7 separate regions of the Homo sapiens genome follow, and regions 1, 2, 3, 4, 6 and 7 are each linked to region 5. Evidence: chromatin loops called from intact Hi-C (ENCODE). Cell type or tissue: MCF 10A. All regions are shown on one strand. Links, peaks and the distances in the headings refer to the core of each region. The heading gives the core; the rest is flanking DNA. Region 1 overlaps LINC02125 (long intergenic non-protein coding RNA 2125). Region 2 overlaps LINC02125 (long intergenic non-protein coding RNA 2125). Region 3 overlaps LOC105371348 (a long non-coding RNA gene). Region 4 overlaps LOC105371348 (a long non-coding RNA gene). Region 5 holds the start of CNTNAP4 (contactin associated protein family member 4). Region 6 has its middle 150 kb from the start of MON1B. Region 7 has its middle 13 kb from the start of MIR4719.

Region 1 (4,489 bases), core at 116-4,115, 360 kb before region 5:
ATATCAGTAACAATGAAATATGGAAAACTCACAAAAATGTGGAAATTAACAATACACTATTCAATAGCCAACAGGTCAAGAAGAAATCCCACGTAAATTAGAAAAGACTTGGAAATAAGTGAAGGAAAACACAACATATTAAAATACATGAAATGCACCTAAAACAATACTTATAGGCAAATTTATAGCTATAAACTTCTCTTAAAAAAATAAGACATTTTCAAACTAATAACCTAACTTTGCACCTTCTTAAGTAACTAGAGTAAGAGGAAACTAAAGCCAAAGTAAACAGAAGAAAGGAAAAAATAAAGATTACAGTGGTAGTAAATGAAAAAGAGTAGGGAAAATAACCAAAACCAAAAGTAGGTTCTTTGAAAAGATCAAACCAAATTAACAACCTATAAGACCGATAAAGAAACAAAGACAGAAGATGCAAGTTACTAAAATCAGAAATAAAAGAGGAGGTATTTTTACTTATATTTTACTTATCTTAGAAATTAAAAGTATTGTAAAGGAATACTATAAACAATCATATAGCAACAAATTAGATAACCTAAATGAAATGGTCAAATCCTCAAAATGACAGAAACAATAGACTCAAAAAAAGAAACAGAAAAAAATTATAAAATTGGAACAGACCTATAACAAGAAAAAAGACTGAATTAACAGTGAAAAACTTCCTATAAGAAAAAGCACAGGACCAGATGGCTTCACTGGTGAATTCTACCAAATGTTTAAAGAAGAATCAACAACAATCTTCTACAGACTCCTCCAAAAAAATAGAAGAGGAGAGAGGGAGAGACACTTCACAACTCATTCTATGAGGCCAGTATTATCCTGAAAACAAAATCAAAGAGCCCCACCCCCCAACACACACACACACACCACACCAATTTCCCTCATGAACACTGGTGCAAAAATTCTCATCAAAATACTAGTACAGGTATAGTAACATATGAAGGATTAAACACAATGAATGAGTGGGATTTCTCTGAGGAATGCATGGTTGGTATATCACATAAAAACCAACAAATACCATAGGATGAAAACCACATGACCATCCCAGTAGACAGAAAATAAACGTATGACAAAATTCAAACCCTTTCATAATTAAAAAGAAAAACCTATTGGCAATAGGAAGGAGCCTGACAAAGGACATCTATGAAAAGCTCAATGCTAACTTCATTCTCAGTGATTAGTGACTGAAAGTTTTCCTCCTAATATCAGGAACAAGACAAGAATGTCAGCTTTCATCCATTATATTCAACATGGTACTACAGGATCCAGTTATGGCATTTAGGAAAGAAAAAGAAACAAGGTAATAATATTTGAAAGGAAGAATGAAACTACCTCTATTTGCAAATGACATGATCTTGCAGAGAGAAAATCCTAAGGAATCTATAAAAAATTAGAGGCAGTAACTGAGTTATTAGAAACTCAGTTTCTAACGTTTGAAGGATACAAAATCAATACATAAAAATCAGTTGTATTTCTACAGACTAGCAATAAACAATCTGGACATGAATTTAAGAAATCAATTCCATTTTCACTAGCACAACATGAATGGCACACCTAGGAATAAATATAACCAAAAAGTGTAAGATGAGTACACTAAAAACTGCAAAAATTTTTGAAATTAATTTACAAAAATACAAATAAATGTAAAGACATCTCACATTTATAGATTGGAAGACAATCTTTTAAAGATGGAAATATTTCCAAAAATGATCTACAGATTCAATGGAATCACTATCAAAATCTCAGTTGCCTTTTATGCAAAATAAGGTGAACTTAAAATTTAAATGGAAATGCAAGGGACCCTGAATAGTCACAATAGTACTGAAAATGAAAAACAAAGTCAGAGGACTCACACTTTCCAATTTCAAAACTTAATACACAGCTACAGTAATCAAGACTGTTTTGTACCAACATGAGGACAGACATACAGATCCATGGAATAGAATTGAGAATCCTGAAATAAAGACATACATTTATGATCAGTTAATTTTCAACAAAGATGTCAAAACTTCAAGTAGAGAAGAATAATCTGTTCTATAAATGGGCTGGGATAACTGGATATCAACATGCGAAAAAAAAAAAAAAAAGATTGCAGAACTCGACCATATACTGAGGTAAGAGACTGGCACGACTTGTTTTCTGGTCATAGCCCTGCTGATCAAAACAGGATCTGGCCCAAACAGGATAAAGTGAAGAAATTAGCAGGAACCAGCAGATGGCGATGAAAGCGATCCCTAGTTGCCCTCATTGCTCACTGGCCTGGGATACTCCCACCAACGCCATGGACAGTTTACAAGTACGATGGCAACCACCCAGAAGTTACCACCCCTTTCCTAGAAAGTTATAAACAAACTGTCCCATCAATTTGCATTGACTCACCCATCCATGTAATTGAAAGTGAATGTAAGGGAGTATAAATACAGTTGCCAAGAGCCCATAAGTTGGTGACTCTGGGTCCACTGCCTATGAGGTAGGCATGCTCTACAAAGAACAGTACCTACCGTTCTATAAGAGATTGCTAATAGCACTGACTCACCCTTGAATTCTTTCCTGTGCAAAGCCAAGAACCCTTCTGGGCTGAACCCAAAAGTCGGGGCTTGCTTGTGCTGCATCATCATCTATAAAAATTAACTCAAGTGAATCGAAAACCCAAATCCTAAATATAAGAGTAAAAACTGTAAAATTCTTAAAAACATAATTGTATATTTTGGTGACCTTAGATTAAGCAATGATTTACCTACATTTGACAGCAAAAGCACAAGCAACCAAAGAAAAACAGACAAATTAAACTTTATAAACTTCACAACTTTTGTATTTTAAAGGATATTATGAAAAAAGTAAAAAGATAACACACAAAATGAGATAACAATTAAAAATGGGCAAAGGACTTTTTCAAGGAGATTTATATCTTCAATGAATCAGGGTTTGACAAGAGAACTGTAGCAAAGACATGAGTGTCATCAGATCATAGCTCATGCAACTTACATACACATTGTTGGACAATCATGAATCATTTGCTATATATATTTGTAAAGGCCATATAGATGCTCATCCAGCATGTGCTTAATTTGTTGACTGACAACTCATTTATTCCCAATGCAACTCATTCCATTTAAGAACATTTTAAACCATTCTACAATGTAAATGTATTTCAAAACATCATATGATACACAACAAATACATGTTTTATTTGTCAATTAAAAAATAAAAAAGAACATTCAAAAATGGCACAAAAACAAGGAGAAGCAAAGGATTTCAGTGGACATTTCTTCAAAGAAGACATATATGTGACTAATGTTTAAAAATCTTCAAAATCAATAGTCGTTAGTGAAATGCAAGTTAAAACCTCAGTGACATACCACTTGACATTCTCCTAGATGGCTATAATTTTAAAAGGCAGAAAATAAAAAGTGTTGGCAAGGATGTAGAGAAATCAAATCCCTGATATGTTGCTTGTGTGAATGTAAAATATGCAATTCTCTGGAAAGCAGATATTGCCCTAGAAAGTTAAATATAGAATTGCCATATCACTCAGCAATTTTACTCCTAGGTATGCCCCCAAGAGAACTGAAAATATTTGTCCACGCAAAAGCTCATACATGAATATTCCGCACAGCACTGTTCATAATTGCCAAAAAGTGAAAAATTCCATGTCTATCAACTGATGAATAGACAAAATTTGTTATATCCATAAATTAAATATTATTCAGCCATAAAAAGGAATGCACTACTGATTCATGTAAGAACGTGCACGAACCTTGAAAACATGCTAAGTGAAAGAAACCAACCACACAAGGCTACATATTGTTTGATTCAATTTATATGAAATGCCCAGAATATACAATCCCATTGAGACACAAAGTAGATTAGTGGTTGCCAGTAGCTGGAGGAGAGGAGCAAGGAATGGCTCTTCTAACAGTAGTTGACAGCTTTATAAATATATTAAAAATAAATTGTATACTTTAAAGGGTAATTTTATAGTATGTAAATTGTATATTATATGTCATTTAAAATTTAACTAAAACCTGAACCATAATAATGATATCGACTTAATATTTTAACTTCAAACTCATAAATGTATATATTTATCCCCTAATAGTCCTTGGAAAAATATATAAGGCCTTTCTGTGACTGTGATCCAATACCGTCTCTCTAATTTTCTCAAGATCCAAATAATGCATAACGCATCTCTTTAGAGTCCCAGTTCTACATCATTTCAAACCGAGTGAAAAATCAGACATTTTTTGGGTCATTCTGAGGGCTAAATTCATCCAAATATTTTTCTGGTCTTCTACAGTTATCTCCTCGACACCTAATTTCGTGAGATTTTAAATCTACTCTTTAGAGTCTCTCTAAAGCTTCTAATTTCATTTTAAATTGAACCACAAACTTCCTCTACTTTAAACTCATTTAATCATATTTTTGGTTTTTAATTAAAACACGTAACCACTGCAAGTAGCATAAGCAGTTT
Region 2 (4,489 bases), core at 360-4,359, 370 kb before region 5:
CCACCCCTCAGTGAGGGAATCCAAAGAACTAGAAAGTGATGTGGATGGAATGGCCTGAGGGCAATAACTAAAATATGTGGAATTATTAACTCTTCGCAATCAGTCTATGGAAATCCACATAGGGGCTAGGAGGACAGTCTAAGAGGTCTAAAGGTGAAACTTGGAGAACGCGGAAATGCTGTGGTAGACAATAACAACGTACCAGTTAAACTCTAATTTGGAAAATACGACTGGAGAAAGTATTCTCTCATTTCATCTCCCTTACCTAAGTGTATAATGGGAATGGGTGTCACAGGAGAATGGAGGACTCTGCTCCTACATTATTACACTGCGTGTGTTCCATGTTCCATAGTCACCCTCCACCTGGTGTCACCTGAAATGATAAATTACAATCTTTGCAATTGCCTAAGACCTCCTCTGTAGAAAATACTAAATAATACAGAGTTCCAGAAGTAAAAGAGAACATTAATGCTTTAATTAGCATTAATGATTGAAATAGTGATATTGATCTCCATTAATTATTTTCCTTAATTGATAAATGAAAATTATTTATATTTATGGTATACAATGTGGAATTTTAATGTATGTTTGAATGTAAGTTAGTATAGCCACCATAGAAAACAATGTAGAGGTTCCTCAAAAAACTCTAATTAGAAGTAGCATATGGTAGTTTCAGCAATCCAACTTTTTGGTATATATCCAAAGGAAGTAAAGTCAATACGGCAAAGAGATAGCTGCACTCCCATGTTAATTACAGTATAATTCACCATAGCCAAGACACGGAATCAACCCAAGTATCCATCAACAGATGAATAAAGAATATGTAGTATGTATACACAATGGAATACTACTCAATCTTTAAAAAATCAGTAAACCCAATAATTCTCTTTTAATAGCCCTTACACACCAAAAACGCAAAGCAGGTTATCTACACATACTGATAGTGGACCACTGGGAGTTCATCTAGGTAGATCCACCATAGCGTTGGATGTGCTATAGATATAATTCAGAAAAACAAAAAGCAAAACCAATACAATTGCACCAACAGGCAATGGATCAAAGGAGAGCATTCAGTATAGATCTTAGCTCATGCTTTCTTTTGTACACCTATTTCAGAAGTCAATCAAGAACACTGCCTCCACATATTAACAAAAAGACATTTAAGCTAACCAGTATACTATCACAATCCAGCGTAGCTGCACTTGATCTTGATAACCAGGAGTAAGTTGATAACATCAATGATATCTTAATTGCCTCCTCAGAGGAAAAAGCAAAGTATACTTTAGAGACTGTGTCACCCAGCTGTCAATAAAGCACGGCAGATAAACCCCAGTACAATTCAAGACCTGCCCCAGTCCCTGAAAATTTAGAAAAGAACATGAGCCAGATCACAAGAGGCTTTCCTCCTATCATAAGAAATAATTTAGAATCTGATCTTGACCTTGTTACTAAACAGCCCAGAGACTGGAGAATCTGTTTGAGTTATGGCATAATCACATCTTCCACTCTGGGATATTGTTAGTCCTTTCCACAAAGTCACTAGAAAGAAATCTGAGATTGAATTGTGGCCTGACAGAAACAAGCAAATAAAAGATTTATAAAGGGCTGTCAATCAGGCAGTGTCTCTTGAGCCTTATGACCCGAATGCACAAATGATTGTAGAAGTGTCAACAACTGGAACACACACAGACTAGAGCTTTTGGCAGAAATCAATATTGCTGCTCAGTGGAGACGGCAGAGATTTTGGACTTGAAAGTGGTCTGATGCAGCTGCTCAATTCAGCCCTTTAGAAACATAATTGTGAGCTTGTTGTTGGGCATTGGCAGGAATTGCTCCTACATCAAGAGACCTGGCAATCCTGAAACCAGAAACACCCATCATGACTTAGGTGATGTCTGTGAAACATTCAAATTGAGGAAACACCCCAATGGAGCACACTGTTAAATGGAAATGGTGCTCAAGTGTACACTTTAGCTGGGGGTTCCAAAGTTCACAGCATTTATGAATAGATCTATCCCTTGCATTTGCACCCAATAGTAACCCTCCCTATCTTTTCCAGCCCATCCTGATCCACAGCCCAAAGATCTCCCTGCTGTAGCTGCTGAATTGTCTAAGCCTTTAAATTCTCCCCTGGCCATACAAAATAGCTGCTAAATGTACTGACTGGATTTCATGAGGCTGTTTCAGAAATTCAGTGGTTACCTGTCCTACATATGGTAAATCCTTAGTGGGAGAAGATAAAAGGCTGAAAGGGCATTTACATCATCCTGAAATCGACTCACTAACTCAAGTAGAGACACTAGAGGGAGCCATCTTTCAGGAGACGGGCTATGGCTGATGAAGCAACCTGAGAACAGATCCTATGCATTACTAGACTCATCAAACATCAAGCTTGCCAGCAACTCTGGGAAACAGCATCTGCCTTTACTCAGGGGACGTTTTAATAATAATGAAATCAGATATATTTAACATACACTGGTGCTAATGACAAGATGTCACTAGAAGTGTGCAGCCCAATAAGGTAGCTGCAAGCTACATATGACTATTGAGCATTTGAAGTGTGGCAAGTCCAAATGAGAACTGTCATATGCACAAAATGCATATGGGATTTCAAAGACAGTACCAAAAAAGTGTAAAATGCCTTGTTAATAATATTCTATTGATGACATGCTAAATTAATACTATTTGGATATGTTTAATACTATTTCGATATGTTTAAATTGTACTATTAAAATTGATTAATTAAATTGTATCTACTTTTTCCTTTTTTAGTATCCTTCTAGAAAATTTAAAATTAATATATGTGGTACACATTATATTTCTCCTGAACAGTATGCTTCTAGATTGCTTATTACAAGTTACCCTATAATTTATGGGCTTTGGCTGGCCTGAATTGTAGAAGGTGAATGTGCAGCCAGAACAGATTTATCACACACGCGCACACACACACACACACACACACACACACACACACACACACACACACGAGACAGACAGAGAGACAGAGACAGAGAGATTTATAATTAGGAAACTTTACAAAACTAGTTTAAAAAATAAGGAGATGAAACAAGATTTCAAAAGCACAAGTGGAAAAAGAGAAATTTGACAAATATCCTATCATGAAAACCAGGTTAATGTTAATTGAATGCAAACCAGAACAGCTGTATTTTCTTCACAAAGGAAAACACTGTGGAATAATATTGACAGAATCATCAAAAGGGAAGACAAAGGAAAGTAATAATATATTTTCAATGTTAAACCATAATAGAAAATTAAATAATAATAGAAAATTAAAACAAATTATTGACATATCACTCTGATTTTAACTCACATATTGGTAACAAATCTCCTCTCTATATACATTCATTTATTCTTTTGAATGTATTTCTGTATTCAATGTATTTATTTATTTAATATATTTATGTATTTATTAAATATATTTACAAAATGCCTACTAGTCCAGGCACTGTTCTTGTCACTTAAGATACATAGTGAACAATCGGACAAAACTTCTGTTTTTAAGTGTTTATTATAGTTACAAAAATGAACAAAAATAAAATTTTGTATATGATGAACATATTTAAAAAACTAAATATAATGGGTAATTTTCTTCCCTAATAAAAAAAATCTAAATTGACAGTTGTACTAGTTCCCAAGGAGTGGTGTTACAGGGTATCACAAAGTGGGTGACTTTCTACAATATAATTATATAATTATATATAATATGTATTATATAATATATAATATTAATATATTGTAATATCTAACATATTATATTATATATAATTATACATTATATAATATATAATAAAATATAATTATCTTATATATTATGTTATATAACATTATAATATATAATTATATTATATATTATATATAATTATATAATTATATTATATATTATATATAATTATATAATTATATTATATAACATAATTATATAATTATATAACTATATATAATTGTTATATGATTATGTTATATATTATATATTAAGTAATGCAATATATTATATTAATATATATTATATAACACATATTATATATTATATATAAGGGATTACATTCAGCCTGTTTCATATATATAACATATAATTATATATAATTATCTAACATATAATTATAATTATCTAACATATAATGATATATAAATACATAACATATAATTATATATATTAAAAAGCCACCTAGATTATTTATATTATATAATGATACATATAATTATATATTATATATATTAAACAGGCTGAATGTAATCCCTTATCATATAATTATATTGTAGAACATATATATATGTAATTATTATATAATTATATAAAACATACAGAATATAATTACATAAAATATACAGAATATAATTTATTCTGTCACTATTCTGGAGACTAGAAGTCCCAAATCAAGGTTTTCAAAGGGTCACGCTCCCTCTACAGCCTCTAGGGCTCAGGGGATTCTTTCTTTCCTCTTCCAGCTTCTACCTGCCCCAGGTGCTT
Region 3 (4,489 bases), core at 345-4,344, 480 kb after region 5:
TTGGATTGCTTGTAACACAAAGCATAAATGTTTGAAAGGATGGATACCCCATTCTCTATGATGTGATTATTATGTATTGCATGCCTGTATCAAAACATCTCACACATCCCATAAATATATATACCCACTATATATCCACAAAAAATTAAAAATTAAAATATATATATAAATATGCTTATATTTAAACTTAGAATTTCAATTCAGGAATTAGTTAAACAGAGATAATAGCACGAATCCATAAATATGGGTTTGTAAGGCTTTTTATTAAATCAATACTGTTAATAGCAAAAACAAAAACAAAAGAAAGAACTAAATAAATTGTGTAATAGGGTATTGACTAAACAAAGTGTAATACATCCATAAAAGGGAATCATAGGCATCCATTGCAAAGAAAGAATGATGTTATATAAGACAGACATTCATCATTAGATGTGGAAAGTATATCACTGGAGAATATGGATAATGTAAGCCATTTACATTCTAAACACATATGTAAACATTCAGAAGGTTACACAAGCCCCTCCCTGTTGAGCAATATGAATAAGTTCTAGAGATTTGCTGTACAAAATGGTACCTTTAGTAAACAATACTGTATTGCATATTTCAAAATTTGTTAAGAGGGTAGATATCATGTTAAGTGTTCTTACCACAATAAAATAAAATTGTTTCTTAATATACACACCAAAGAGAAAGTTACATAACAAATCACTGACAGTAAGTAAGAAATCTTCAAGTAAGATTAAGTAAGCTTTCACTTTGGAGTTTCTTAATTTGATTATTTTATGTGGTACATATATACCACGGAATACTATGCAGCCATAAAAAATAATGAGATCATGTTTTTGTGAGAAAATAGATGGAGCTGAAGGCCATTATCCTTGGCAAATTAATGCATGTACAGAAAACCAAGTACTGCATGTTTTTACTTATAAGTGGGAGCTGAATGATGAGAACTCATGGACACAAAGAAAAGAACAACAGACACTGGGGCCTACCTGAGGGTGGAGGGCGGGGGGAGGGAGAAGAGAAGAAAAAATAACTATTGGGTACTAGGCTTAGTGCCTGGATGACAAAATAATCTGTACAGCAAACCCCTGTGACATGAGTTTACCTATATAACAAACCTGCGTATGTACCCCAAACCTAAAACAATTTTTTTAATCTGATTATTTTATTAGTGTCTGTTTCTTTTACAATCAACAGAAAATAAAGATGTTCTGAAAATGTAAAAAGGCAATATAACAAAAAAAGAACTTAGTTTTGTTGTGATATAGTTATCTTAAGGAGATTCCTTGATGAAATTATTCATATATATACTTGAGATAGGGTCTGGCTCTGTCACCCAGGCTGGACCGCAGTGGCATGATCTTGGCTCACTGTAGCCTGGACCTCTTGGGCTCAAGCAATCCTCCCACCTCAGCCTCCTGAGTAGTCAGGACTACAGGTTACACACTGCCATGTCGGGCTAATTCTTTATTTTTTTGCAGAGGCAGAGTGTTGCTATGTTGCCTATGCTGGTCTCTAACTCCTGGGCTCAAACAATCCTCCTGCCTCAGCCTCCCAGACTGCTGGGATTACAGGCATGAGCCACCAGGCCCTGCCCACCAAAAGATACCTTAAAAAATGAATTGTGTCAATGCATTTATACTTAGTTACAGATTATAAACTCCTTGATTTAGGGTTCTAGAAACAGGGCAATTGAAGATTACAGTGCTAAAAGCCACTTTCAGTGGAAGACCCAATAGTAATAAGTCAAAATTGTCTCTAAGTGTATATAACTGAAAATAGTATAAATTTACAAAGTATACACATCAATTTGCAAACTCCCATTCAAATCCAACTTATACAAGCCTCTGTCTATCGTTACCTAAAATAAGGTGCAGGCGTATTTCGGTTAGCTCAGCTCCCTGCAGGTATCTTTGGAGTCAGGGTCACCTGCTGTGCATCATGAGGGTGAATTACACTCTCAAACACAGCAAAGCAGCAGCACCAAGAAGCAAAACGCATCCAACATGAGTCCCAGGGAAGGAGGATAGGAGTCATTGGCAAGATGTAGATAAGAGTCAGACACATTGACTTATATTAGGTTCTCTTGGCTTTTAATTACATTAATTCTATTTTATTACTTAGCTTCTTTTTACAGAACCAAAGAAAATACCTTTGTAAATCTTTGGCACCCTCTTTTGGACAATCTGATTATTTCAAAAACTGAAATTAACGAATTGAATTTCTAAGCATGTTATAGGCAAATTGAAATCAGACACTCATTATTGTTATTTTACATTTTGGGGTTTTTTTAATTAATAGGCTTTATTTTTAGAACATCTTCGGATTTGCAGAACAATCAAGCAGTTAGTAAGAAGTTCTCATATACTCTCCTCCCCCACAGAGTTCCCCCTATTGTTAACACCTTGCATTAGTGCAGTACATTTGTTAAAGTCAACGAAGCAATATTAACACTTTACGATTAACTGAAGTCCATAGTGTACTATAAGGTTGTACATTTCCATGGGTTTCGACAAATTACAGGTATCCACCATTATAGAGTTATAGAGAATAATTTCACTGACTAAAACTTCCCTGTGCTTCACCTCTTCATCCTTCTTTCTTTCTTCCCTAACTCCTGGTAATCAATGATATTTTTTACTGTCTCTACAGTTTTGCCTTTTCCAGAATAACACATCGTGAAATAATAAAATATATGTCCTTCTCAGACTGGCTTCTTTCACTTAGCAATATGTGTTTTAGAGCCCTTCATACCTTTTTGTGATTTGACAGCTCGTTTATTCTTGTCACTGAATAATATTCCATTGTATGGATGCACCAATGTTTGTTGAGCCATTCCCTACTGCGGAACATCTGGATTGCTTCTGGGGTTTTTGTTGTTGTTGTTGTTGTTTGTTTGTTTGAGACAGAGTTTCGCTGTTGTCGCCCAGGCTGGAGTGCAGTAGTGTGATCTCAGCTCACTGCAACCTCCACCTCCCGGGTTCAAGCAATTCTCCTGCCTCAGCCTCCCAAGTAGCTGGGATTACAGGCACCTGCTACCTCGCCTGGCTAATTTTTGTATTTTTAGTAGAGACAGGGTTTCACCATGTTGGCCAGGCTGGTCTCAAACTCCTGACCTCAGGTGATCCACCCACCTCAGCCTCCAAAAGTGCTGGGATTACAGGTGTGAGCCATCACGCTGGGCCGCTTCTGGTTTTTGACAATTATGAATACTGCTGCTATAAGCCTTTGTGCAGGGTTTTGGGTGGGGGGAAACATAAGTTTAATTCATTTGGATATATACTGAGGAGCTTGATTCCTGTACCATATGGTAATACTATGTTTAGTTTTGTAAGAACCTGCTAAACTGTTTTCCAAAGTGACTGTGCTCTTTTGTATTTCCACCAGCAATGAATGAGAGGTCCTGCTATTCTCCTTCCTCACCAGCTTTTAGTATTGTGAGGTTTTTTTGGATTTTGGCCATTCTATTAAGTGCATAGTGATATCTCATTATTGTTTTAATTTGCAATTCCCTAATGATATTTCAACATGAAATTTGGAGGGGGCAAATATCCAAACCATATTCCCAACTTACAGCAATCCTAGGAAAAGTATCCCTTTAGAAAAAGCTAATTTATTTCTCAAGGTGACCTTCACTGTAAAAATGGATATGGCATAGAGCAGTGTGTCCTTGAAAACTAGCTTTCTGGCTGGGCACGGTGGTTCATGCCTGTAATCCCGGCACTTTGGGAAGCCAAGACAGGCAGATTACTTGAGGTCAGGAGTTCAAGAACAGCCTGGCCAACATGGTGAAACCCCATCTCTACTAAAAATACAAAAATTAGCCAAGCGTGGTGGTGGGGGCCTGTAATCCCAGCTGCTCTTGAGACTGAGGCAGAAGAATCACTTGAACCCAGGAGGCAGAGGTTGCAGTGAGCCACCAAGATTGCTTCACTGCACTCCAGCCTGGGTGACAGAGCAAGACTGTCTCAAAAACAAAAAAAGAGAGAGAGAGAGAAGAAACCTAGCTTTCAGTGTGAGGGTGGTGATTGAAATTAGCAATGTAGCTATTGCTGGTTTTCATGGCTTAATCTTGGAAACTTCTTGACTATTTAACAATTGGCTCTCACAGGTAGGATGTGTGATGAGTCTGAGCAGAGAGATTATGTGTTTGCTTTGCTAGCCTCCTTATCCATTTTGTAAATATTGATTCATAAACATTTCCCATTCTAACACTGTTATGAGCTGAAGTGTGTCCCCCCAAAATTTATATGTTGAAGTTCTAACCCCCAATACTGCAGAATGTAAGTATATTTGGAAAGTGAGAGCCTTTAACAGGGGTAGTTAAGTAAAATGCAGTCATTGAGGTGGGCCCTAATCCCATGTGACTGGTGTCCTCATAAGAAGAGCCTATTAGGAGACAGACAGTTACAGAGGGAAGACCATGTAAAGATACATTGAGAAGACAGCATCTACAAGCCAAAGAGGAAGGCCTCAAAAAAAA
Region 4 (4,489 bases), core at 127-4,126, 490 kb after region 5:
AGGATTGTGAGGCCCTGCAGGAGTCCCCACCCCACTTGGAGAACCACCGGTCTGGATGATTAGATGTCACACAGGTGCTTTTTCTCAGCCATTCACAAGGAGCACGTCATTTCCCGACTGTCCTCACGGAGCCACCGGGAAGGTCCATGTTAGTTCAGCCATCTTACCCTCTCTAACAATTAGGCAGTAGAATTAGTCATGAAATTGTCTCCTTGAGGTAATTCTAAACCAATATTACTTTTGAATGCAGAACTTTTTAAATAATAATTGTTGGCCGGGCGCGGTGGCTCACGCCTGTAATCCCAGCACTTTGGGAGGCCGAGGCGGGCGGATCACGAAGTCAGGAGATCGAGACCATCCTGGCTAACACGGTGAAACCCCGTCTCTACTAAAAATACAAAAAAATTAGCCGGGCGTGGTGGCAGGCGCCTGTAGTCCCAGCTACTCAGGAGGCTGAGGCAGGAGAATGGCGTGAACCCGGGAGGCGGAGCTTGCAGTGAGCCGAGATGGCGCCACCGCACTCCAGCCTGAGGCACAGAGCGAGACTCTGTCTCAAAAAATAATAATAATGATGATGTTTAATTTATTTGTTTTGCTAATTTACAAGTGTCTGAGATGAAATTTATTTTGTTCTTTTGAGCCCAACCTAATTATTTATCTAAGTCTAGCCGATCTTTGCTCCGATTCTTTACCGACGGGCAAGAACCTTGTATTTGGTCACTGTGTGCTCGCTGCTGCCCGCATCCTGTAGTCTCTCCCCGCCGCAGCCAGAGTCATCTAATGCGGGGTCTCCAAGGAGGTCTGTCTACCCCATATGCACAGGATGATCCACCGGTGAGGAGCAAAATTGTATATCTCCAACTGACATTATTTTATATTAATAAATATGAAAGAAATTCGATCTGCAATATCATCTTCAGAGATGGACCCTAGCAGTCTTACTCTATTTATATGTGAAATGGTCATGCAGCACATGGAGTGTGCCAGGCATTTTGAGGCCACGTCCCTGTTTTTACTTCCTGCCACTCTCGTCATCTTCTTATGATATGCTTAAGTCCCTGTCTCTTTCTCTGCTGCACTGTTAGGCATGAACTGCTATCTGCCCTTTTCTCAAGTAGAAAATTTCTACACATCTTTTAAACCCTGCTCAATGGTCACCTCCTCTGGGAAGCTTCTAGACAACCCCAGACAGTTGAAGAGCACACACAAGCCTGGGACTGTGCCTGTGGTCCACCTGTGTGTCTCCTCACAAGGACAGAAGCCCCCAGAGGCAGTAGACACATCTTATTCTTTTCTGGGCTGGTCTTACAAACCAGACACAAACGGATGTCGATGACTGCCCTCATAAATATATTTAAATCCCCTGTAGGTGAAAAGTTTCCCTAACGAGTGTATCATATCTACTACTGACCATAGTGAGGAACATACCATAAATCATTTCAATCTATAGCATGTATTATTTTAGGCAAAATAACTTTACTAATTTTACACTGAAGTAAAAATTCCACAATAACAGATATAGGAATAAAATGGAACTCAATAAAACAGACTGTTATACCCAAACCAAGACCAAATATATAATTCCGTGTATCTCTTAGAATAACCTAGAAATGCTTTGCAGGGTTCCTTTACTGAAAAGAATCTCAGCTGTATAACATTGCCACCTAGTGGTGGATTGCAAAACACAGTAACTCAAAATAATCCTAACCACCATTTCAAAGATGCGTAATAGGATCCTTAATGAAAGAAACCAAAATATTTCACCCCAAGATATACGGCTATTCATAGGGGGCTTGAAATATCATCATGGCTAAAAGGCTGTCTTTTGTCAGGAGATTTGCATCTGTAGAGAATCTGCCTTGAGGCAGGCGTGGTGGCTGACACCTGTAATCTCAACACTTTGGGAGGCTGAGGCAGGAGGATCACTTGAGCCCAGGAGTTTGAGATCAGCCTGGGAAACATAGGGAGACCCCCGTCTCTATTTATAAAAAATTTATTTTAGAAAAAAAGCCAGAGAATCTGCCTTGATGCAGCCAGGTTTCTCTGAGACTCTCCCTTGCCTGGATCGAGGAAAGATAAACTGAGAGTCTGACACCTTTAGAGGTCTGCAAGAAACATACCACCTAATCTTTCTGAGGGCCGATACCTGTGAGGTTTCATCTACATAACGAGACCACCTTTGCTAGCCAGGCCTCCTCTTTTCTCCCTCCCATAATCTGTCTTATTATTATAACCTATTTTACCACCTCTATTAGTCTGTTCTTGCATTGCATTACCTGAGACTGGGTAATTTAATAAGAAAAAAGGTTTAATTGGCTTCGTGGCTCTACAGGCTGTACAGGAAGCAGGGCTGGGGAGGCCTCAGGAAACTTACAATCATGGCAGAACGCGAAGGGGAAGCAGGCATGTCCTACATGGTGAGAGCAGGAGGAAGAGAGCGAAGCGGGAGGTGCTACACACTTTTAAACAATCAGATTTCATGAGAACTCACTCACTACCACGAGACTAGCAAGGGGAAAATCCACCCCCATGATCCAATCACCTCCTACCAGACCCCTCCTCCAACATCGGGGATTACAATTCCACGTGAGATTTGGGCAGGGACAGAAATCCAAACCATGTCACCACCATAACCAGTTTTGGGCCATGCTCTGAGGCCCCATTCTTTTTATAACCTCAAGGTGATATATAAGTTTCTGTAGCCCATTAGAGGGTTGCGATAATCACTCTGTAATTTTCCCCACCTGCACACTAATAAATTTGTAGGCCATTTCTACTATTATTCTGCCCTTTGTTATGATTTTTCAGTGACTCTTCAGAGGGTAAAGAGGAAGCTTTCCCTTGGCCCTTACATTAGGCTCTGGCCATGATGGTATAACGGAAACCAGAGTTCCTTTCCACCAGAAACAAACAAAAACCAGACAAAAGATATGACACCGTGGTTTGCCAGACACTGGACATCAGGCAGTAAATGATCATGTGAAACTGGAAACAAAGACGGTAAGCCCTACAGCTGTCCCCAGATTTCTGCCTTGAAAGAGATTCCAGGCCACAGTGCAAGGATAAGGAACCCAGGGGAAGCCTAGTGGACTCCCAGAGTGAAGAAGACAGAGCTGAGAGTCCAGGAAGGCCCAGGTGGCTGGAATAGAAGGGAAAGAGTACCAGAAAGCAGAGAATTGCAAAGAGAACAAATTTGGAGAGCTCCAGATGGTCTCCTTCTAATACTCAGATGAATATAATTAGTATATGTGTGAGTAAACCACTCAAGCCAGGAAAAGAACCACCTGAGACGATGGGCTGCAGTTCCTGGAGCTCACACAGGATGGAAAAGAGCACCTGCCCCTTCCAGCCAAAATGGAAACTTCCAGATTCATGAGACACTGAGTAGAGTACACAGAAAGTTCATGCATCAGTAGAAAGAAATAATTAACCCTAGACTGAGCACTTCTTTGATTCTGCCTTTAAAAAATCTTAAAAGCAAGAACTGAAACTATTTAAACTGTTTCCAAGTAACTCAGCTGCATCCCAGAACAGAGCCCATAAGTATTTATAAGAATATCAAAATATCTAATATCCAACAAAGACATTAGAACTCACAATGTTTGGCATCCAATCAAAAATCACCAAAATGTAAGGAAGCAGAAAAATACAACTCATAGAATAATCATCAAGCAATCAAAATTTATAACAGACACAGATGTTATAATTGGCTGAGGAGAAAAATAAAAGTTATTTTAACTATTCCATGCATACAAAAAGTTTAAGCAAAAAAATAGACAATATAAAAAGACCCAAATTGAGCTTCTAGAAATAAAAACTACAAGGTGTGAGATCAAAAATACACAGGATAAAATTAACTGCAGATTAAACATTGAAGAAAGGGTTAGTGAGTTTAAAGATAACAAATGAAACTATATGAAAGGAAATGGAAAGAAAAGAGAATATTTTTAATGAACAGAGCATCAGTGAGCTATGGACCAATTTCACATAGCACGTAATTGGAATCTTTAAAGAGGGTTGGAGGTGGGGGGTTAAGAAAAATATTAAAGAAAATATAGTTGAGATTTTTCCAAATATGAAAACTATGATCCACAGATGCAAAATGTTCAACAAAACCCAAGCACAAGAAACATGAAGAAAACTACAATAAGACATGATCATTATATTGCCTAGAACCAGTGTCAAAGAGAACATATTAAAAGCAGCCAGAGGGGGGAAAAAACACATGTTACTAGAGAGGAAAAAAGGTAAAGATGACAGCAAATTCCTTGTTGTAAATAATGTCAGCTAGAAAACAATGAAGCAACATTGTTAAAGTTGGAAAACATAGTCAGCCTAGACTTCTGTATCCAATAAAATAAAATATCTTTTTTAAACAGTGAAGTAAAGTCTTTTTGAGAAACATACCTATGTGTTCACTCACCCATTTAATATATATTTATCAAATATTTCTGGCTGCTCTGCCTATGGAGTAGCCATTCTTTTATTC
Region 5 (4,489 bases), core at 175-4,174:
ATTGCATTCTAGTTATTTTCTGCTATAGGAGTAAATATGGTGGGGGGAGGAAAAGAAAGTAGCTTCTAGAAAGAATTACAAGGTTGAGTTTTAACAATGTGAGAATCTGTCCAGCTGTCTCCCAGGACCCACAAGAGTGATCATCTACTTAGGCAATTTGCCTTCATCTATCCTTCAGTGCTTCTTTTAGGGTAGGTATCAGATACGGCCTTTATTTCCATCAGAGAAAAGAAAGAACACAGTGAGATGTTAACTTCTAATTAAGTCATTGGGGAGCATTAATTATTCTCAAGAGTACGGCTCAGTATACCAGTAACTAGAGAGCCTCCCTCACATAATCTGCAAGAGTTAAAATAAAAGCAAACTCTTATCAGCCTTACTACTGTACCCATTCCTTCTTTTGGGGTAAGTTGACCCCATCTTCAACCATGTCTTAATGTTCAAAAACTGGATTTATAAGAGCTATTAAAAAATAGAGAAATGTCTCTGTTCTTAATGCATGTCTCTTAGTAGCAAGCAAAGAAACCAAGAACAGCCAGTGCAGCTTCTCAAAGAGCACACCCATCTGCAAGGATCCGTCTCTAAACTTTGATGGAAGGGACACTTCAATATAATTGTAAAAGCTCATCTTGATGAGAACAAAGAGAAAAAAATTATGGCTAGTCCACTGCTTTTGAAATGTCAGACAGGATACTAGTAGGCAGGGAGCGTGGTTCATTCAACATATTTCATCTTTAGACAGATAAGTACTTAACAGGGCCACCAAAAATATGCAAGCACATGAGTCTAGTAGTTTACAGATATCTACATACACATATACGTATATACAAATGAGCACGAGTCTAGTAGTTTAGATATCTACATACACATATACCTATATACAAATGAGCACATATACATATATGTGAACATATATGTTTGTCTTTGAACAGAATCCTTCTAATGTAAAGTTTCCCTGCTGTTTAATTGGATCAATTAACATTCAAATTAAAGTGCACCTAATCCCTGAGCTGTACTGGTTTTGCAGAGTTCTGTCCCATGAAAGCTTTCAAACTGGCAACCTTGGGCTGACTCTGTAGATGACAGATTTGCTCCTGGCTCATCAGCTGTAAATAAAGGGGAAAAGTCTTTCTAGTCCTTTAATTTTATTTATTTATATTCAGTTATTTCCAATATTACTATTGGTAGTCAAGACTGACTCACTTTTTCTTAATATAAAGTCTTGTCCAGAAGAATTATTGGAGTCATTATAATACTTTAGAAATGCATATGCTGGTTGATAGTTGCTTGTCCTTACACTAAATTCCAGTCTTGCTGGGAAATATATATACACTTGTCCTTCCAAAAAGGATGAAACATATGAAGTACTTTCCACCATGGCTTGGTACAAGTAGACCTTACTTCTTCCAAAAAGAAAATACTTCTTAAATATTGAAAAATGAAATAGAAATTGAGAAATGAAATATTTTCTTTTACACATACTGCTGCAAATCATATTGTCAAAATATTCACAATAAATTACTGAGTGCAACTTTAATTATATAAGGTCATTTCATTTTATTTTTGACACTTGAAGAACAGTCAACTCCACATGCATGGTAAGCAAGAACTCCAACTTTAAATGTTTTTTATAATGAAAAATCGTATAGGTTTTGCAAGTTCATCAGATGTTTAAAAGAGCATTAGACTACTTCCTTAACAAACCAAGGCTGAAAGAATATAGAACCAGCACTGAAATTTTAAGTGTCAGTGAGGGATCCAACCAGAGCCAAGCAGACATAAATATTACACTCTCCTCAGATCTCTTTCAGCACCTTTTCTTTTCTAAGAAGATATATGGCAAAAGAAAGCTATTTAATGTTGATGTACACCCTACACTTTTTATTGAGCTTCAAGAAAACAAGCAAACATAAACAACTAGCAGCCCAAATAATTAGATTAATGTATTTTAAACCCAACTACAGGCAGTCTAGTGGAAAGACTGAATGGAGTACAGGCCAGATTTAAGCTCTGCTTTTCTTGAGGGAAGGATGCTTGGGGTGATGTGCTTTACATTGTAAGAGTGACCTCTAGTGCTTTTCTTTTTGGTTGAACTTTAGTGGTTGGAAGATGAATTACTTATGCCTTTTCTACAGAACTTCCATTTGTGTGTGGGTGTTGTTGTTATTGTTTGCTTGTATGATGCAATGTTTTTCTAATGCTACCATTATAAGATTCCAAGGTTTTGACTAGGTGAAATTATACATTTTATTGACTTATGAGATTATCACAACACTCAAACTAAAGTTGAATCTGATGTGCAGCACCTGAAGTGAGGTTCCTTCTTTCAGAGTGATGGATACCCTGTGACATTAAATGAGCCCATTCTGAACTGAAACACGAAATCACGGGAGCCAGGTACTGTGAGGGGACATTTGACTTGTGCCCATGAGTTTGTCATGTTTTTCACATATCAGAACTCTTAACATAGTCAAGTGATATGCCATAGCAAATGTCTGATTACTGCCTCTGTTCCCCAAATCTAAGCCTGATGATACAGCAGCAACATAAATTCCTGGACAGGCCTCATAGCCAGTTCTTGGAAAGCAAATGAGCTTTTCCTTTAAAATCCAAGAAAAAATAAAAAGTTGTATTTGCCAAGCTTGTTTGTCATTAATCAGGAGGGGAAAATTCTCCCATTTAGAGAATTTAAGCCAAAGATAACTTTTAAAACTTTTTCTATCTCTAATAAAGAGTGGATGAAGGGAGTCTGCCAAATTATTATGGATGATATCTAAATTATAAATAAGATTTCAATCTTCCCTAAATAGGTTCTATTTCATCAGAACATTCAATTACAAATTTATGCAGTTAAGCATTCAACCACAAAGGAATCCTACTTTTGAAAGACCACCTGACTGGTTTTCCTTTAAGCGAAATGTAGGAAGAGGCTCCTCTTTCCGGAGAGCGCTAAGTCTCATTCTCTTAGCAGCGAGGGCACAGCTCTTAATACTGAGACTCGCCTCAGCCAGTGCTGGTGCTCCTGAAGCCTGCAGTACATTTCAGTTATTAGCCTGCATTATTTTAAAGATGCAGGCAGCTACTGGTCTGCCCAATTGCAAACTTCAGAAATCTAAGCCAATGCAGCATAATGTAAAGTCTGCCAGTTGTTTTCCTCTTAGACATAATTCCAATAAAATTCAGTAGTTCTTTAAAAAAGAAGAAATGAAGATATTCACAGGCTATTCCCCCGATAAGATGCTAATTTCATGTTTTACTAGAACTTGGGCATTCTCAATGAATACTCAAAGACCAGAGGGTAAGATTCTGCGAGTAGACAAAAAGAGAAATGACACTTTGCCTATTTTGACCAGACCAAGAGGAGAGACAAGTGTTAACCGGTCACATTGGCAAGATTTTTAAGTGATGCTTGGTTTACAGCAATACGCTTTGCAGCAATCCCAGCTGCAAATAATCATCATCAAACCAACAGAATCAAAGTTTTGCAGAGAGCCCCCCAGCAAGTTTTAAATCATTTGCTGTATACTTACAGGAATTCCCAGCTTCGACTCTGTTCCAATTTTGAGTAGATAACAGAAGTAGCGTCTTGAGGACAGCTCCCGTGACAGATCCCATGTTCACATTTATTGGGCTCCCCCAAAAGATCTTGAGAGGCTCTCAGAGCGCTCCAGTCCTCTTCTCAGTAGCTCTGCCAGCTCTGTCTGGGTCTTCAGCCCCTCTAGGTCTCTGTCTCTCCCCCTCCCTTCCTCCTCACCTCCCTCCGTCTTTTCTTCTTCCCTCCTCCCTCTCTTCTCTCTCCCTCTCTCTCTCCCCGTCTCTGTCTCTCTCTTTTCTCTCTCTCTCTCACACACACCTCCCTGACTCCTCACTGAAAAGCACTCAGCATCTTTCCTAACAAGCATCCACACCGCCGAGGCCACGCCCACTCCTCGCAGCAGCGGTCCCACAAATTGGCAGCAGCATCCTTCCTTCCAAACACACAACAGCGCTCGAGCTCCGCTGCACCCAGAGGCGCGGCCTCCCGTTCGTGGGCCTCCTTGGGGCTCCCTCCCTTCTCTTCTATTTTCCAATAATCCTTAACCCTTTTCTCCCAGCTGGAGGTGTGAGTGGGGGAAGGGACAAGGCGGTGGAGCCTTCTGATTTTCTGGAGGTCTTGCATTTGCAAGAGCCAGAAAACACACTGAGCCATTCCTGATTATCCGGGAGTGCATCCAGGTAAAATTGCATTATGTTTCAAAACAAAAGCATAAAATAAGACAGAAATAACTAAGCAGCATTGGGAAATTGTAGCTAAAACCGTCCTCAGGGAAAATACTTGCTGTTGTTTTTCTCTGTTTCTATAAAACTGTACTCTTCAGCGAGGGTGCCAGGATTTTATTATGGAAATTCCCCACATGGGAACAGACATTCCTGCTTAGCAGATATTTAAAATCATCTGGTAGTAGTCTGCAAGAAATTAACATTTCTTATTTTAATGCTTCAGGTGTAT
Region 6 (4,489 bases), core at 257-4,256, 760 kb before region 5:
TTCTATTTTTACTGCTACCACCATGGATGACACAGTCTAAACTCTTTTCTGTCTTTGGTTTCTTGCTCTTTCCAGCTGATTCTCTAGGCTGATATGAAGTCAGTCATTCTAACATGCCCATCTGAAATCACGTTTCTCTCCTGATCCACACTGCACTTGGCTCCACTTTGCTTTGAGGATAGAGTCTGATTGCATTCCAGGACATAGAAGGCTGTCCATGATCAGGCCCTCACCTGCCTGTCCAGTCTGACCTCTCACTATTCCACATCCTTATCCCTAAGTTTTCAGTAATATTAGACTATTTGTGGCTCAACATCAGCACTTGAACAACCCTGTGATGCTGTGAAGTGCGCAGCCTAAGCACCTCACTTTCCTGGCCTGAGTCCTGGCCCTGCGCGATGGCAGCCAAACCTCTGTTCAAAAGGATTGATGCTGCTCCAGCACTCTGCAAAGCTCTGATAGAGGGCATCGATTAGACTTCATGAAGGCACAGAGAGGCAAAAGGTCTCAAAAGAGGGGTCTGAAGAAATAAATATACAATTACTATTATTATTTTTTAAAAGAAAATAAATTAAGTGGTTAGTTGCAGAAAAGTATGTCACAATTTCCACAGAAGCTAGCTGGGAGTTCAGGGAAAAGGGAGAACAACAGTCCTACAACACACTCTTATAAAACAGTGGATTAGAGTAAAGCTGAGAAAATGGCTTTTAGGTAAGGGAAGCAGCATGAACTAAGGCAGAGAGAAAGATGAGTATAACTTATGGTAGGAACAGAGAAGCTATGCAGATAGATACAAACATAGATAGATAGGTATATAGATGATAGATGGATAATTTGCATCACTCAAGACCGACTAAATTACGCTGCAGAGCAGGAAATATACCTAAATCTTGGAGGCATAATATTATCAAGATTCATTTGAAGCCAGATCCTATCCCCCAAGAACATTTCTTCTAAGTCAAGAAGAGAAGAGAAAACTCAGCACAAAAAGGGCAGCATGGGTGGGGTGTATACCCAGGACTTCTGGCCAAGTCAGTGTGCTTGGCAGAGGGTGCTATTGGAGAAGCAGCAGTGTGGTCCGGGACACCTGCAGCATCTTTGGAAAGAAGATACTGCACCATTTGAGTCTTATATGATAACTCAGATTTTAAAATTATAATGTGTTGTGCATTATGTTTCTGTTGGACAGTGCTGCTCTAGCATTTATCAGAATAAGTGGTAATGTTTAATTAAATGTCTCCCTCACCCACTAGACTTTAAGCTCCTTGAGGGCAGAAACTGTAGTCTCTTCATCTTTAAATAGAACTTGACATATAGTAAACACTCAATAAATACTGGAAAAAAGAAAAGATCCAAATTTAAAATTTTATAATCTAAAATGATAAGTTATGCATTTATCATTTAAAATTATAAATCACACATTTAAAGTTGCTGATAGCAACATTAATACAGTAAAAAAGAAATGAATTTAGTAATACTTGTACTTAATTTGTATATAAAAATTATCATTTAAATATGTAATCAATATAAAAATAAGAATGAGCTATTTCACAAAATTTATCATATACCAAACCTTCAAAATCAGGTGTCTATTTCATAATTATGGCACATCTTAATTTGAACACTAAATCTTCCTTAGAAATACATGAGCTGTATTAAGATTTCATAAAATTTGCCGTTGAAAAGTAGATTTGCAAACTCATGCTGTTCCAATTACATTTAAAATATTTCCAATAACTTAAATGAGCACTGATTTTTGAATTTAAATAAAAATAAAAAATGTGTTTTCTCAGACACACTAGCTCCACTGAATGGCTTAACACCCACATGTGGCTAGTAGATAACATTAGGGACAGCACAGTTCTAGAGAAGATTTATAAAGTGCTGTGGTGGAGAATGCAATGGAAGATTAACTCGGTTAATAGAAAAAGCTTCACTCTCAGACTCTTTTCACTCCCATTTATAATGGATTTTAAGTTCCTTGGGGCCAGGGACTGTGTCTTCTTTTCTGCAACATCTATAATGTCTGAAATCTATGACTTATCATTTTGACCATAACTATACACCCAGCTATCATTATATGCATATATAATATGTTTTAAATCAAAATTCAAGTAAGATCAACCCACTGAATTTGGCTATGTCTTTAAGGATGTATTAATCAATAGGTTTCCGTATTTATTATTTTTCTGTAATTTATTTGTTGAGGAGTCAAGATTGTTGGTCTTGTGGAATATTCCACATTCTGAGTATTGAGGATTGCAATATCATGGTTTTAGTTGGCATGTCCCGCTCTCCTTGGTGTGTTATATAAACTGTGGTTACATCTAAAGGCTTGATGAGATTTAGGGCCAATGTTTTGGCAAGAGCATCCTATAGGTGGCATCATGGCACCTTCTATTGTAACACATCAAGGGACAATTAATGTCTGGCTTCCTCTTTCATGATATTTAATGAGTAAATTCTAGTGATGTCAGCTTGATCCATCCATTATAAACTTCTCCATTTTTTATGTAACATATTAGTTATCACTGAACAGTCCCTAGAACCAATAGTTTTATCAAGTGGAAAAACAATAATTGTTCATTATAACTTCTGTCTTAACAACTGGAATCACATATATATTTATTTATCTAATCAGCGGTTCGATTACATTGAGGAAACCAAGTCAAGGCATAATAATTGTTATGTACTTCCCCTTGGCTTACTGCTTTTCAGAATAATAAGCTGATTCCTTAGCCTTCTCCAAAAGTAACAATTGGGTTTTTAAATTATAAATTTTTAGATTTAACATTTTGTGTATGTTTTCATGCATTGCAGGTTATTCTTTCTGATGCCAAAGTGTCCCATCTTTGTTAACACATGTGATTTCTCATGTAAAATGCTCCAGACTCACCTGAATCAGCTACTTATTCCAAATGTCTTGGTTCACTTTAGTGAGAAATGATATTTACATTAAAAAATCTGGGTGCTAGGGGCTCACTGTTCCTGGTCTGGGTAATTATTTCTAGGCTTTTTCAATGGATGTAGTTAGGAATATGTTTTTGTTTTTTCCAGAGGGGAAAAAATATGTTCATACTGATATTTTGAATTTAAATGTAGAATTATACATTTTAACTTCTTTGATTATGTATATATATTTACAATAAAGTATTAATATTATCCCTCGCTTCCTTTATTCAACTATGTGTATGTCTAGGTGTGCTTGTGTGTATATATCATAGTTTCAGATTAACCATATCAATATTATTACAACTCATATTACTCAAAACAATCTAAGATTTCTTAATTTTGCTTTTATCCTAAGGACTTATGCCACTAGTCAGATTGCTGTGTTTTAAATTCACTTGAAATAAATACTTTCTGGGTTGTCAAGCAATCACTTTGGTAGTTAGGTTTGTCTGTTTCACTTTGCTTTTGACTTGTAGGGATTAAGTTACTTGAAAGCAGTTTGATCCCTTCAGATTAGCTTTTATACTTTATTAACCAGGAACATAGCAGCATTTAATAAAAAGGTAATTTTATCCCACTACTAAGGTCAAACACAAAATTAATGTTCATGCAGTTCTGTTATGTCTTGCTAGATTTTCTTGTATACGTGTTATGCTATTTTTCATCCTATTAATATTTTCATTTCATTAACATTTTGATTCCTACCAGCAATGTTTCTTCAAATCTTGTCAACCAAGTGAGTGGTCAAACCCTCTCCCCCACCAACAGGTGATGGAAAGGTGATGATAGGTGATAAATAATATTACAAAGTATTTTTAATGTGCATTTATCTTATTTTTGAGTAAGACTGAGCATCTTTATTTTTAAGGGCCATTTGTATTAGTTTTCCAGTGAACTCTTCGTGCATGCCTCTTCTCCATTCTTATCTTACAATGTTCTCTATTTTTGGATGCTCTTCATATACTAGGTACATTGACCCTTTGGTCTAATATAAGTCACAAATATTTTCCCGGTTTTTCATTTGTCGTTTCATTTGCTCTGGCATTTTTACGTGATTTTTTAATGTCAGCACTTTTATTTTTCTTTCAGCAAATTGTTCCTAGATTTTGGGTCATATTTAAGAAAAGCTTTTTCTATTCCTAGCTTATAGAGGAATGCATCCATGCATTCTTCTACTATTTGTACGCTTTCATTTTATCTTTCTCTACACTACTAAGCAATGATCTCATACTATTTTTAGAAAAGAATTAATCTTTTTCTTTTAAATTTCTCTACTGCTTTGACATGAAGCCTTTATCATATACTAAGTTTCTATATTCATTAGCAACTCTGGCAATATCCTTTAGTTATTTTGCAATATCAAAATGAAACGAAAAACTTTTAAAAGGAAAATTAAAATAATCAATAAACATTAACCTAGTGATATTAGAGTTGATTACATTGATAAAGTCTGGTTTTTGTGCATGTCATATAATGAAAGAATTTCAGGAATATTAAAATGATAATCAGTTGAACAAACAATATTCAAATCCCATCT
Region 7 (4,489 bases), core at 177-4,176, 600 kb before region 5:
ACCAGAAAATCCGTTTAAAATCAATATTTTATTAGAAGCAACATTACTCTCATAATTTGCCTTACACCCAATTTGTTTGGAAAATTGAGAGCCCATAAGAGAGGATCTGTTTGTACTTTATATGTCTTCTACTTTTCCAGTTGGATGAGACTTTTATAAATGCATGAGCACTGCTACCAATAAGGATTTGTCATTTTGACTATTTTGTCAAAGTCGTCACACATAATTTTTATTTTGAGTTGAGTTTTAGATTTCCGTATACTTTTCCCCTCTTTGGCCCCACTGGCTTAATGTTTTCAACTCTATAGTTATGTTAATATATCTTCAAGTCCTATTTCTAAATCCATCAATAACATAATCCAATTCTGCAAAAGAAATTATTAGTCAATGCCTGTATATTAATCATTCAAAAGCAATAAAAATAAAATTGAGGGCAGAACACTAGTTGCCTTGAAGTACTGAATCAGCAAACTCCTATGAGAGATTTATCATCAGGATTTACAATTATTTTCCCTGATGAAATTGAGCTTTGTCTGTTAGAATTAAAGTGAAGATCACCTTTCCTGAGTCCTGTAACCATAAAAATACAGTCTTGAAGAGAATATTTGGAACAGGAACCACCTATATTTAGTATGATTTCTTTGTGCACCTTTTCCATTGGTCAATAAGATAGAACCTATTTCTTATAAATACAGTGATTGCATAGATATTAATTTATCTGAGTTTATTTCAGCTAGGGATTTTCTGATGAATGAATACACACCTTAATCAAAATAATCAATGAATTGAATAAAACTGTCTATAAACAGATGTCAAAGACTAATGATACGTCACTGTACATCCTACTGTACAGAATTTCAAATAAACATTTAATATCCAAAATATACCTTCTTTTGATATACAATGTCAAATTTATAAATTACAAGTGCAGGGTCAAAATTCTTTAATTGCAAGCAATAGAAACCAAACGAGGCACAGATCAGGCGACACACACAGGAAGGCAAATTCTTATTTAAATAGCTGCTCCAAGGCAGATGGTTTCGGCTTTAGGAGCATTGAGATCCAGAAGTGCCTTCATCTTTTACTGTGCATCACTGAGCTCTGCTTTTGCGTTCTTGCTTCCATTCTTGGAATTTTTCTCTGTGATAATGAGTCCCACCATCCAGGCTCATGTTTTCATTGATTCCAGAGAGTATATGGAGAGGCACTGTCTCCTAGAATCTGTCAAAAATCTCATGAATGTTCCATTTGGTCCTGTTTGGTCACATGCTCCCCCATTAGGCTAATCACGGTAGACTCAAAGGAGACATAGCACAATGAGTTAAATCTGGGTCAGAGGCCATGCTTTTGCCAGGAGACAGAAAAAGCATTGTGATTGACATTACCACCTGAATTACATGGGATAATGAATGGGCAGCTGTGCAGTTGAAAAAGGAGTACTGGACAGAATATAATGTCCAGTAAGGTAATACTACCTTCCATATGTAACCTTTATTTTTTAAAAGAGCTGTGCAATAGTTACTACCTTGTCTGCTATTGACATTCTCAATTCTAAACAATGCATCATTTGAATGAGCCTCCCCTTGCTCAAGCAACTTGAGTGAGGCTCTTTCTCATAATTGGGCAGACCATCTAGAACTACTGGAGGGAGGTTCTTCTTTGTACTTACATAGACTGCCCAGAACAACAGGGACCTCTCTTCCATAGAGCAGTGCTGCTCAATTGTACAATCTCTACTTTCTATTTCTTTAGAGTCCCTGTTTTCAGGGTATATAAATGTGGGGAATAATAGATTTTATCCATTATCTTTTATACTCAAATCAAATTTGATAGTCAAAAGCTCAGGAATGATTGATTAAGCTCATATTTTTTCCTTTCCCTTACTGTCCTTCTGGGCAGTTTCTATAGCTCTCTAATTTAACAAATATGAATGCCCATATGAAATCAACCAAAAAAGGTATTCTGGTTACCCTGACCGCAAGAGCACTGGAATACAATTTAGGGAATCTGGATTTCTTTTCTAGGCCTATTTATTAGGAGAAAAGCTTTAGTAAGTTTTTAATAAACTCTAAGAATCTGATTTCACATCTGTGAAATGAAGAGTATATTTTATTAATATGCCTTGAGCACCTAGTATATCCCAGGCACATGGTAGAGGTGGAATACAGCCACAGGGGGGAGAAAGAGGCCTGTGCTCTGATGCAGGTTTCATTCTAGCACGATGGAGTCCAGAAATGAACAGTTAAATAAATAAGCAAATAAGGTAATTTCAGTGATAAGTGCTGTGAAGAAACTGAAAGAGAGTAAAAGTGATAATAACTGGTGAGGGACTATTGAAAACTATTTAACTGGAATTGTGAGAGAGGTCTCTTTCCTTCTTTTACTCTCTTTTATTTTTGTTTTGTTTTCGATACAGTGTCTCACTGCATAGCTCAGGCTAGAATGCAATGGTGCGATCATGGCTCACTGCAGTCTCAACCCCGTGGGCTCAAGCAATCCTCTTACCTCAGCCTCCTGAGTAGCTGAGACTACAGGCACACACCACCATGCCCACTTAATTTTTTTATTTTTATTTTTTGTAGTGACGGGGTCTCACTATGCTGCCCAGGCTACTCTCGAACTTCTGAGCTCAAGTAATCCTCCTGTCTTGGTCTTCCAAAGTGTTGGGATTACAGGCATAAGCCACTGTGTCTGCCTGAGAGAAGCCTCTTTATGTTTGAGCTGAGACTTTAATGATGACATTAAGCTGGTCATGTGCAAAGGTGCTAAGTTGAGAAGAAGCTGGGCTAATTTAAGGACTATTAAGAAGGCCCATGTGTTTAAACCATAATGAATGATGGGGAGAACTGAAGAGTAGAACTGAGTTCTGGGAAGCTGACAGCGGCCATCGTGGGATGAAAATTCATTGTATAGTTTCAGGTTGATAGTTTCAGGGATGGTATGATCCAATATATGGGTTTTTTTTTGTTTTGTTTTGTTTTGTTTGAGACGGAGTCTCACTCTGTCGCCCAGGCTGGAGTGCAGTGGCGCTATCTCGGTTCACTGCAAGCTCCGCCTCCTGGGTTCATGCCATTCCCCGGCCTCAGCCTCCTGGGTAGCTGGGACTACAGGCGCCCGCCACCACAGCCGGCTTTTTTTTTTTTTTTTTTTTTTTTTTTAGTAGAGACGGGGTTTCACAGTGTTAGCTAGGATGGTCTCGATCTCACCTTGTGATCCGCCCACCTCGGCCTCCCAAAGTGCTGGGATTACAGGCATGAGCCACCGTGCACGGCTCAATACATGCTTTTAAAACAACTTTAGCAATTGCTTCTCTGCAGGGGTTGGCCAGGGAGAAATGGTGAGTTCAGTCAATGGGTTGTGGTAACTGCTAATCAGGGTAAGATGTGTCGGTAGCTTGAAACAGCTTTAGAATAAAGATGGTGATAAGTGGTTATATTTAGATTTTATTATTTCCAGGGTTTTGTTCCTGAGCACCTGGGTATATGATGATTATATTAAATTATAGGAGGAAGACTGGAGGATGAGCAATTGGGGCTGGGCCTTCTTGATATAAGATACCATAATTACATGACTGACTTTGAATTTATAATGAGCCTTGGGCAAATAAAGGTAGAATTACCTCTGTTCTGTCTCTCCCTGATCATTCAGGAAACAATAAAGTAGAACAAACATTCAAGAGCTCAATGCTTTTCAACACTCGAGCCCAATCGTATGGTAGATTTTTGACAACAAATATGCAAATGTCAGATATCCTTTTTGGCTTGCTGCCAGATTTTTTTTTTTTTTTTTGAAAGTTGAAATAATCAACTTTTATTTTTATTTTTATTTTTTTCTTTTTTAAATTATACTTTAAGTTCTAGGGTGCATGTGCACAACGTGCAGGGTTGTTACATATGTATACATGCGCCATGTTGGTGTGTTGCACCCATTAACTCGTCATTTACATTGGGCATATCTCCTAATGCTATCCCTCCCCCCTCCCCCGACCCCACAACAGGCCCCAATGTGTGATGTTCCCCTTCCTGTGCCAGATTTTTTTTACGCCCTTCTATAATTTCTTCTGTTTCTAAATTTGTAGGCAGACATGTATTTGACAGTTGCTATAGAGATGGGAAAATTATAAGATATGATGAACTTCTCAGCGACTAGATTTATCTTTGAAATGCATTTTCTCTACATTCTTGCCTCCTAATTAATTACAACTTTGAACATTTAGGTAGCAGATAAATTGACAGAAAGCTTTTCCCCCTCTGGCTGAAATGATCATAATATAATGAATAGTTCTTCAAATCATGCATCCCCAAACTGTGATAAGTAGAAGTGTGCTTTTCACAGCAAAAAAGGCAAAGTACTTCAAAATACCCTCGACAGTATTGACATTGTAACAGTTGTATGATCCTGATGAAGATAACTAATAGTAAAGATTTCTGTTGGGTAGAATACATATAAAAGTATCTTTTAAAAGTTAATAGAATTCAGTGTTCAAGGT

The links. Peaks named below come from ENCODE experiments on the same cell type or tissue, not always from the same donor. Only the 100,000 strongest peaks of a DNase experiment are listed, where the experiment ranks them.
Region 1: a loop joins it to region 5, with 16 times the contacts of the local background. A loop is called at or near these places in 19 of 110 quality-filtered maps.
Region 2: it touches region 5 in a loop (10-fold over the local background); 19 of 110 quality-filtered maps call a loop at or near these places.
Region 3: it touches region 5 in a loop (9-fold over the local background); 8 of 110 quality-filtered maps call a loop at or near these places.
Region 4: a loop joins it to region 5, with 7 times the contacts of the local background. A loop is called at or near these places in 5 of 110 quality-filtered maps.
Region 6: it touches region 5 in a loop (12-fold over the local background); 2 of 110 quality-filtered maps call a loop at or near these places.
Region 7: a loop joins it to region 5, with 9 times the contacts of the local background. A loop is called at or near these places in 2 of 110 quality-filtered maps.

Annotation. Positions count from the first base shown.
Region 1 is chr16:76,637,886-76,642,374 of GRCh38, reverse strand. The region is part of intron 2 of LINC02125 (long intergenic non-protein coding RNA 2125); the gene reads right to left. Among named protein-coding and RNA genes, the nearest start is that of LINC02125, 5.1 kb to the right of the region's middle. In MCF 10A, for the core only: a CTCF peak has its summit at 2,268 (motif pointing right); a DNase peak (open chromatin) is centred at 2,324.
Region 2 is chr16:76,651,441-76,655,929 of GRCh38, reverse strand. LINC02125 (long intergenic non-protein coding RNA 2125) reads right to left here. Exons shown (of 4, transcript NR_110934.1): 3 at 266-373. Among named protein-coding and RNA genes, the nearest start is that of LINC02125, 19 kb to the right of the region's middle. In MCF 10A, for the core only: a CTCF peak has its summit at 2,292 (motif pointing right); a DNase peak (open chromatin) is centred at 2,329.
Region 3 is chr16:75,799,184-75,803,672 of GRCh38, reverse strand. All of the region lies in intron 3 of LOC105371348 (a long non-coding RNA gene), which reads right to left. Among named protein-coding and RNA genes, the nearest start is that of CPHXL, 75 kb to the right of the region's middle. In MCF 10A, for the core only: a CTCF peak has its summit at 2,164 (motif pointing left); no DNase peak of the experiment used is centred there.
Region 4 is chr16:75,786,534-75,791,022 of GRCh38, reverse strand. The region is part of intron 2 of LOC105371348 (a long non-coding RNA gene); the gene reads right to left. Among named protein-coding and RNA genes, the nearest start is that of CPHXL, 62 kb to the right of the region's middle. In MCF 10A, for the core only: a CTCF peak has its summit at 1,666 (motif pointing left); a DNase peak (open chromatin) is centred at 1,652.
Region 5 is chr16:76,276,789-76,281,277 of GRCh38, reverse strand. It overlaps CNTNAP4 (contactin associated protein family member 4), which reads right to left and starts at 3,877. Exons shown (of 24, transcript NM_033401.5): 1 at 3,531-3,877. The coding sequence starts at 3,615. In MCF 10A, for the core only: a CTCF peak has its summit at 2,087 (motif pointing left); no DNase peak of the experiment used is centred there.
Region 6 is chr16:77,041,192-77,045,680 of GRCh38, reverse strand. No RefSeq gene overlaps it. Among named protein-coding and RNA genes, the nearest start is that of MON1B, 150 kb to the left of the region's middle. In MCF 10A, for the core only: a CTCF peak has its summit at 2,365; no DNase peak of the experiment used is centred there.
Region 7 is chr16:76,879,991-76,884,479 of GRCh38, reverse strand. It overlaps the pseudogene LOC100128497. Among named protein-coding and RNA genes, the nearest start is that of MIR4719, 13 kb to the right of the region's middle. RefSeq lists an enhancer at 3,281-3,450. In MCF 10A, for the core only: a CTCF peak has its summit at 2,166; a DNase peak (open chromatin) is centred at 2,169.